Regions from separate parts of the Homo sapiens genome. Here regions 1 and 3 are each linked to region 2. Evidence: read pairs that join two places in POLR2A ChIA-PET (ENCODE). Cell type or tissue: HepG2. All regions are shown on one strand.

What was found. Peaks named below come from ENCODE experiments on the same cell type or tissue, not always from the same donor. Only the 100,000 strongest peaks of a DNase experiment are listed, where the experiment ranks them.
Region 1: POLR2A ChIA-PET joins it to region 2 with 15 read pairs; 6 of 35 experiments call an interaction of 5 or more read pairs at or near these places.
Region 3: POLR2A ChIA-PET joins it to region 2 with 19 read pairs; 19 of 35 experiments call an interaction of 5 or more read pairs at or near these places.

What each region holds. Positions count from the first base shown.
Region 1 is chr3:56,782,281-56,784,780 of GRCh38, reverse strand. All of the region lies in intron 1 of ARHGEF3 (Rho guanine nucleotide exchange factor 3), which reads left to right. Among named protein-coding and RNA genes, the nearest start is that of ARHGEF3, 18 kb to the left of the region's middle. RefSeq lists an enhancer at 578-977. In HepG2, no CTCF peak of the experiment used is centred here; DNase peaks (open chromatin) are centred at 960 and 2,330.
Region 2 is chr3:56,988,577-56,991,076 of GRCh38, reverse strand. It overlaps a transcript of ARHGEF3 not described here. Among named protein-coding and RNA genes, the nearest start is that of ARHGEF3-AS1, 50 kb to the right of the region's middle. In HepG2, a CTCF peak has its summit at 2,013 (motif pointing right); DNase peaks (open chromatin) are centred at 326, 1,176 and 1,996; H3K4me3 peaks cover 1,840 bases.
Region 3 is chr3:56,817,634-56,820,133 of GRCh38, reverse strand. It overlaps a transcript of ARHGEF3 not described here. Among named protein-coding and RNA genes, the nearest start is that of ARHGEF3, 17 kb to the right of the region's middle. In HepG2, no CTCF peak of the experiment used is centred here; DNase peaks (open chromatin) are centred at 883, 1,333 and 1,783; H3K4me3 peaks cover 865 bases.

The DNA of each region.
Region 1 (2,500 bases), 210 kb after region 2:
CAAAGAATCAATGCACTCTTTGGGCCAGAGTGATAAGAACTTTGTCACTTGCTGCAGAGGCATTCAGATTATTCCTAAGCTCTGAGAGAGCCCAGAAAATGTCCTTAAAGAAGCAGGAATGGAACTCCAGTGGCATCCTTTTCCTCCTTCTCCAACCCCACCCAAGGGGAAGCGAGGGAATCCCTTTTACAGTGATAAACAAATGCAGAACATATATTCCACCCAAAGGTTTCCAAGAAGTCAGTAGGAAATGACTGACTCCGGAACCCCAAAGTCACAGAGACTGTCCTCTGGACCCCGTGGCTGTGACCAGGAGATCTTTTCTACCTCTGGGTGCCTCGTTGTGTGACCAGGAGACCTTTTCTACCTCTGGGTGCCTTGTTGGCATCATCCAACCAGGGATGTCCAGCCCCATTTTCCAGACCGGCGGATGGGTGTGGCATTATAGGCACGTTATTTCTGTGGCATTCTTGCCAAAAATGCATAACCTGATGTGAGAAAACATCCTCCGGGCCCATGGCTGGCCTTCCCATAAGGGCCACAGAGACTTGATGCTGCTGGCAACTCTCCTAATTTTTAAGGAGGTTGAACTCTTTAAAGTTCTCCAGCTCTGAGCATCTGGCCCTTTCTGCCTCAGAAGGCAGATGTGGAGCCAGGGACCGCAGAGAGAGCTAAATATTTGGCTTCCTCTTTCTCTGAAGGTCTGTAGCATCATGTCTGGGCATGACCAAGATGAGTTTCAGGCAGTGGGGGCTGGTGTTTGCTAAAAGGAACTTAACAGGGGTGTGGGTGTGCAGTTCTCCCTCTGCCCAAGGTTAAGTAATAGTAACATCCTGTGTAAAGAGAATTGAATGTGGTTTTCTGCTAAACTTCAATGTTTTAGGGCTGTTTATTAGATGTGTTTAATCTTGGGCCAATTTAACCAGTAGCAGACTAATAAAATAACAGATTTGGGCTTGCTGCCAGGACAAATGTTGACTTACCCTTATAATGTTGACTAAAACGAGTAACTTTGAAAGTTATTGCAGAGTGAAACCTTAGCCAGAAATACAGCGTCTGAAACAGTGGTTTTGTTTTATTTTACTGGCTCTGCTTAGAGATTATGTTTGTAACCTAGGCTGCTGCCTGCTTCACCTCTCAGAGTCCTGTATTTTACTGAATTATTTCCCAAGGCTCTTTTTTTCAGCCCATAAACCTTCACTCAGCAAAAATGAATTTCCCCATGGCAGGCAAGTAGGAGAGGTTACTTTTCCAATGTGGGGGCAAAAACTCAGTGGTACCAAGAAGAATGAAGGTAATGACTTGCTTGAGTCTTCTCTCAGAAACAAAATGGTATGCCATGAACATTCACCCTCTCCAAATTTGTAGTAAAATTAATTGCTTCTCCCGGGTGTACCGGAAGAAATCCATCTCGCTTGCCGCCTACCCCCACCTTTCCTTCATTTTGCCATGCAGTTTATTACAAACACTAGAGAGCTATAGTATTTTGCTACCATGTGTTTTGGACTTGAAGGAAACAGGGGAGGCCAGGAGGAAATGAAGCTAGGAGGACTACAGAAATTGTCATAAAGTGTGATTTCTTTCTACCCCTGTTTTTTTAATTTGTGTTTTATAGGAAGCTGGTTTGGGCAGGGCCTCTGAGCATGGTTTCAGAGGCTCCTGCCAGCATTGTGTGAGCTCAGCCAACTGCCAACTGTCCTCCTTATACCTCTCCCTTATTCAAGGCTCCCCCGAAAGCAACCACCTCACAGGGAGACTTTGGCCAAGAAGCCATAGGTGCTGAATCTGCTTTTGGTGCTGACTGGCTCAGGCAGACAGAGCTTGATATACAGAGAATAAACGTCATCCCTCTAACATTAATATGTTCAGTTTTATGTACCTGAGAGTTGATGGTTTAATTTGTGGGTTTGCCCAGACTCTCTTGCGACTTCTCTCATCATCTGCTCTTTAGCACTTCCATGAGACGGGGCAAGAGATTGTTGGAGTCTCAATCCAGCAGCCCGAAAGCCTGTCTGCAGCTTGGGTTTGAGACTGAACTAACTCAGGGTGTTTTGTGGATTTTAGTTATCCAGGCTGTCCCTGTTCCCTCATTAACAAAAACAAAACAAACCCCAGCTTTTTTTTTTTTTTTAAGAAGGAAATTGGGATCTTTTCCTCATAGCACCTTATCTTAATATGGAGGAAAGAGTTGAGCCATTTTATCAAAAAGGAAATCAAATCCCCCTTGGATGCCTAATGTGAGGCAACTGGCAACCAAACTCACGGCCGGAGAAAACAAACACAAGAATGTGGCTTCCATGTTTGAGATTAGCCAAGACAAAGATAGCAGGGATGCCTCCCGGAACAGTTCCTGGTGGTTTGTCAAAGTCCACAAAGCTTGCAGTCCCTTTGTTGAAATCACTGATAAGCATACAAGAGGAAAATTATAGTTCTGAGTTTGAAGACCTTTTCTCACCTTGGGGGTTAAAAACCAATAATTCTGAAACACATTTGGCCTAAT
Region 2 (2,500 bases):
ATCTAGCAGTGAGAACTAGGTTATCAAGCAGGAACTGGGTCTTAAGAACAAGGGAGAATTCGGTGATTAGGACAAAGGGAGGGGAAGGAAAGGGACTGTTATTTGTGGCTTCACCCACAGTGTGCAATTCATTGTGCAAAGCTGAGTGTACACGGCTCATCTCACGCTCACCCCTCACCTGACCCCTTAGGCAGGATTATTGTTCCTCTGGTTCAGAGGCAGAGAGCCTCACAGATAGAGCTGGGGTTGTGGAGATGTTGAATTTAAGCTCTGCCATTCATGAGCTGGGTGACCCTTAGCAAGTTACTGGCTGTCTCCGCCTGTTTTTTTACCTATAAAATTGTAATGTAATCTAAGCAAATAGCAAAGTCCACAATCCTCCAGACTTAGGCTTTGGTTACATTCAGAGATTTGAAATCCATTAGCTAACAATAAAGGCAGTTCTTTTTATTTGTGTCTCTCAAAGAATAGTCAAGGGGGATCCATTTTATAACCAATACCAACTCTTTTAGGAAACTACTCTCAGGTAGTGGCATGATCTCAGCTCACTGCAACCTCTGCCTCCCGGGTTCAAGTGATTCTCCTGCCTCAGCCTCCCGAGTGTATCTGGGATTACACGTGCACGTCACCACGCCCAAGTAATTTTTGTATTTTTAGTGGAGACAGAGTTTCACCATATTGGCCAGGCTGGTCTCGAACTCTTGACCTCAAGTGATCCATCTGCCTTGGCCTCCCAAAGTCGTGGGATTACAGGCGTGAGCCATGGCCCAGCCACCTTGCAGGTGTTCTGAAACCTCTCTTGCCCTTCCCTGGACTCTGCTAAAGTTCTCCTTCCATTTGCTTTGCCCCAGAAGACTTTCCTCTTCTACCCCACCTCTGGTATTCTCTTTTCTCTCTCTGTCCTTGTTTCTCTCCCCTCTGATTAATGCACTTTGCATATGGAAACTGATGAACTCAGACTGCATAATGGAGGGAAGAAGATGGTAGATGGGGCAGAGCCTTTCCTTATCTGGGTAGCGAAGCTGGGAAGCTGGGTAGCGAAGCTGGGTAGCGTCATTGTTTTAAATAATTCTTGCCCTTGATTCGGGGAGATCAGCTCCCTCACAGTCCCATAGCGTGGTCATGAGGATTACTTTGAAGTTTCTGGCAGTTAGTGGACCTTTGGTAAATAGCGGCTCCCATTATTGTTCCAGAGGAGGAAAGTCAAGTTCACAATGGGGACATCTTGCAGCTGTGAAGTGATGAAGGGGTTTGAAGCTCAGCCAGGTTGGCTCCCGTGCGTAAAGTCTGAGTGAGCAGAAAGCCAGGAGAGTTAGAACTCACTGATGAAGTCAGGGTTGTTCCTAGGGAGTGGGGCAGGGGTGGTGCTGGGGCTGGAATCCACGAGGGCCCCAGCTGTGGGGAGGCAGCAGCCTTACTAGAGGCCAGATGAGTGCTGTCCTGGGCTTGAGTCTGGGCGTGTGTCACAGGCTGGATGATTCTAGAGCAACCCATCCAGCGCCAGCTCTCAGCCACTGTGATTGCTCAGCCACCAGGAGCCCCCTGCCCCCTGGGCACAGACCTGCTGGGGTTTTCTGCAAGGAAGCAGCAGTTTTGGCTCGGAGTGTCTCTCTGTACACTTTGGAGTCTAGTCAAGAGGACAGCCTCTTAAAATGGAAATGGGGCACTGCTGTGGGCCACCTGTGGACACTTGATTGCTCTCCCCAAGTTACTTGTATTCTCTGAGGCAGATGTCACGCTACAGCATCCACAGGGCCATTTCTAGTGCACCAGCAAAAAAAAAACGCAAGCGAGGAGTGGAATAAAATGCTCCTTGACCTTGTCCTTTCTTTCATCTCTTATCCTTTTAGGAAAAGAAGACTTTTTGTTTTCAGTTCAGATTTTAAAAAAGAACTAAATAGGGTACTTGAGACTTGCCACCCGGCAGCGGAGCTGGAGCCCTCCGGGAGGCATGGACGAAGTAATCAACTGAAGTTTTCTAATACCGGCCAGCAGAGGGCACTCTTCACTCACAATCGGTGCTGTCTTTCTCCTTGGAAACGTTCAGTGGCTGCAGGAGCCCTGGAAAAAATTGTCTTCCAGCTATTTGTAATTTAACTTTGAGTCCTCAAGAGGGTACCTTCCCCTTTTAGAGTTGCAGTGTTGGTGCTATTATTTTAACACCCGCATCTGCTGTTGTCTGGGCATCAAAGTCTAGAAAAGTCATGAGGGAGATGCATTCTCCAAGGTTCTGAGCACAAGATTCAGACAGAAACGGGGCCAGATGGGCACATACTGTTGCATAAACACCAATTAATTAATACTGGGCTCCAGATGAGCCCAGCCTGCCAAACTCGTGAGCTTCACACCTCCATGGTCTGGGCCCTGCCTCCCTTTGGTACAAAAATTAAAGAGACAGTTGCAAAAACCAGAGCATTCACTGGCCAGTCCTAGTAGGGAACAACACTGGGACATGCAGGGCACTGTGCTTCCCATGGGGACACTTTAATTCTTTCCTGTG
Region 3 (2,500 bases), 170 kb after region 2:
GGAATAAATGATGACATTAGCTTAGGCTGAGTGCAGTGGCTCACCCCTGTAATCCCAACATTTTGGGAGGTCAAGGGGAGAGGATCACTTGAACCCAGGAGTTTGAGACCAACCTGGGCAACATAGTGAAACCCCATGTCTACAAAAACTAAAAAAATTAGCTGGGTATGGTGGTGCACGCCTGTAGTCCCAGCTACTTGGGAAGCTGAGATGGAAGGAATGCTTGAGCCCAGGAGGTCCAGGCTGTAGTGAGCCACAACTGTGCCACTGACCTCCAGCCTGGATGACAAAATGAGAAAAAAAAAAAAAGTTGCACCAGATGCAGTGGCTCATGCCTATAATCCCAGCACTCTGGGAGGCTAAGGCAGGAGGATTGTTTGAGCCCAGGAGTTCAAGACCAGCCTAGGCAACGTAGTAAGACCCCCATTTCTACAAAAAATAAATAAGTAAATAAAAATTAGCCAGGCATGGTGGTGCACCTGTAGTCCCAGCTACTCAGGAGGCTGAGATGGGAGGATCACTTGAGCCCAGGAGGTCAAGGCTGCAGTGAGCCACGATTGCACCACTGCACTCCAGCTTGGGAGACAGAGCTAGACTCTGTCTTTAAAAAAAAAAAAAAAAACTGCCACCTGGTAGAACATGGTTAATTAAGTGGTAGTAATAAGAATTGTTAGAACTCAAAAGAATAAACTAGCTCCACAGGGCTGGGTTGACCTGGGAAAGCTTCTCAGAAGAAAAACTTGGTCTGAGACTTGAATAATGAATGGTATTTTAAAACATGGAGAAGGATGAGGGAGGGACTATTCTGGACCTGAGTTCAAAGATACACAAAGCTTTTTAAATGTCAACCAATTGGTCCTCTTATGTTGACAGCCCTTGATACATACCTTCTGTGCCTTTTCCTTTCTTTTGTTCTTTAATTCATTCAACAAATATTTATTGAGTGCCTATTATGAGTCAACCTTTTTGTGGCCCAGGGAATATGTTCATGAGGCAGCCTAGTTTTATGGTAAAAACATCAGCTGGGAATCAGAAGACTTTAGTCTTCTCTTAAGTCCTGTTTTTAGAATACAAGTATAAAAAAATTCTTTAAGTTTATTGTTGCTGTCAGTATCTCTAGATGGAGACTTTGGCAGCTCAGACAGAGGATGTAGCATACTGTCACCTTTCCTGGGAAGAAAGGACTTCTGCTGTTTGAATGAAATAGTTTTTTTCGTTACCTTCTTTCCTCTCTCTTTATTCTTTCTTGTGGGAGCACTTTATCCTTTGAGCTCCAAAAACAAAGCTGGAAACCCATGAAACAATATTTGCCACGACCCTGGGCAAAGATACAAATGAAAACAAGCAGAATTCTTTATCAGCCAGACAGTTCACCTTTGTTCATATTCCAAGCGCGTAGGATGGCAGCAGGGGGTGCAGGGGGAGGTTTACCTGTGGTTATCCTGCTGAAAGAGGTATGCTCATTCTCACGAAAAAGAATTGATCTTGAGACTGAAAATGGCTTATGGCAGGGTGGGTGGCTGAGAACAAAAGCAATTGTTAGCATTTTTGAGATATTCATACATCTTGAGCAGCAGCTCAACTTCTATCAGTTTGATCCAGGTCTTTTTTCCTTTGAATTCAGTTCTATCAGCATCTATAGAGTGCTTGCTGTATGCAATACTAGTCATTTCAAGAGGAGGAATTTAGCTTCCTTTCCCATTATCTCCACCAGCCCCCTCACTCCAGAAGCACCTCAAATAAGCTTACCAGCTAAGCATGTACACTGTAGTCGCTGTGCAAACATAGCTTTGAGATGGCCACCCTGCCACCTCCCACATGACTCCCTGAAGTCCTTTTCTTCTTTGTCCTCTCCTGTCACATAAAATTCAGAATTTTCAGGAGAATTTCAGAATTTTCAGTAGAGTTTCAGAATTTTCAAGATAGAAGGGAACTGAGGGTCACCCAGTTCTGTTTGGTAACAAATGTGTTCCACTTCTTCCCCTAGCCAGAGTCCCAGGACAGAGGGTTAGCTCATTATGTCTTTGGCTCCTCTTTTATCCCTAACCTCTCGGGTATAAAATGTAAGTGATTAATGTTCCACAAGACTTGGACTGAAAAACTTTAATCCAGTACATTCTGTTTGATCAAAACAGGGTCCAGGAAAGTTAAATGACTTGTCCATAGCTGCCACAGTCTGTGGGTAAACAGGGACCAAAACCCAAGGCCACTTGATCCCCCATGCGTGGCCTTCCTATAAAGCCACTTGCCCATGGTGTGGACATGATTGCCCTGTGGGTACGGGGCATGCTGGGGCCAATGACACGCTATCTTTGGGGAAGGGTGTAGCTTTGTGGTTAAGACCATCAACGTTCTGGCAGACTAAGTAAGTTCTGGCATGGCTATTTAGTAGCTGTGTGATCTTGAGCAAGTTACTTATCTTCTCTGAGCCTCCATGCCCTCATTTATACAACAGGGCAGTACCCTCTTCAGCAGGTTGTGAGGATTCAGTAAGGTAATA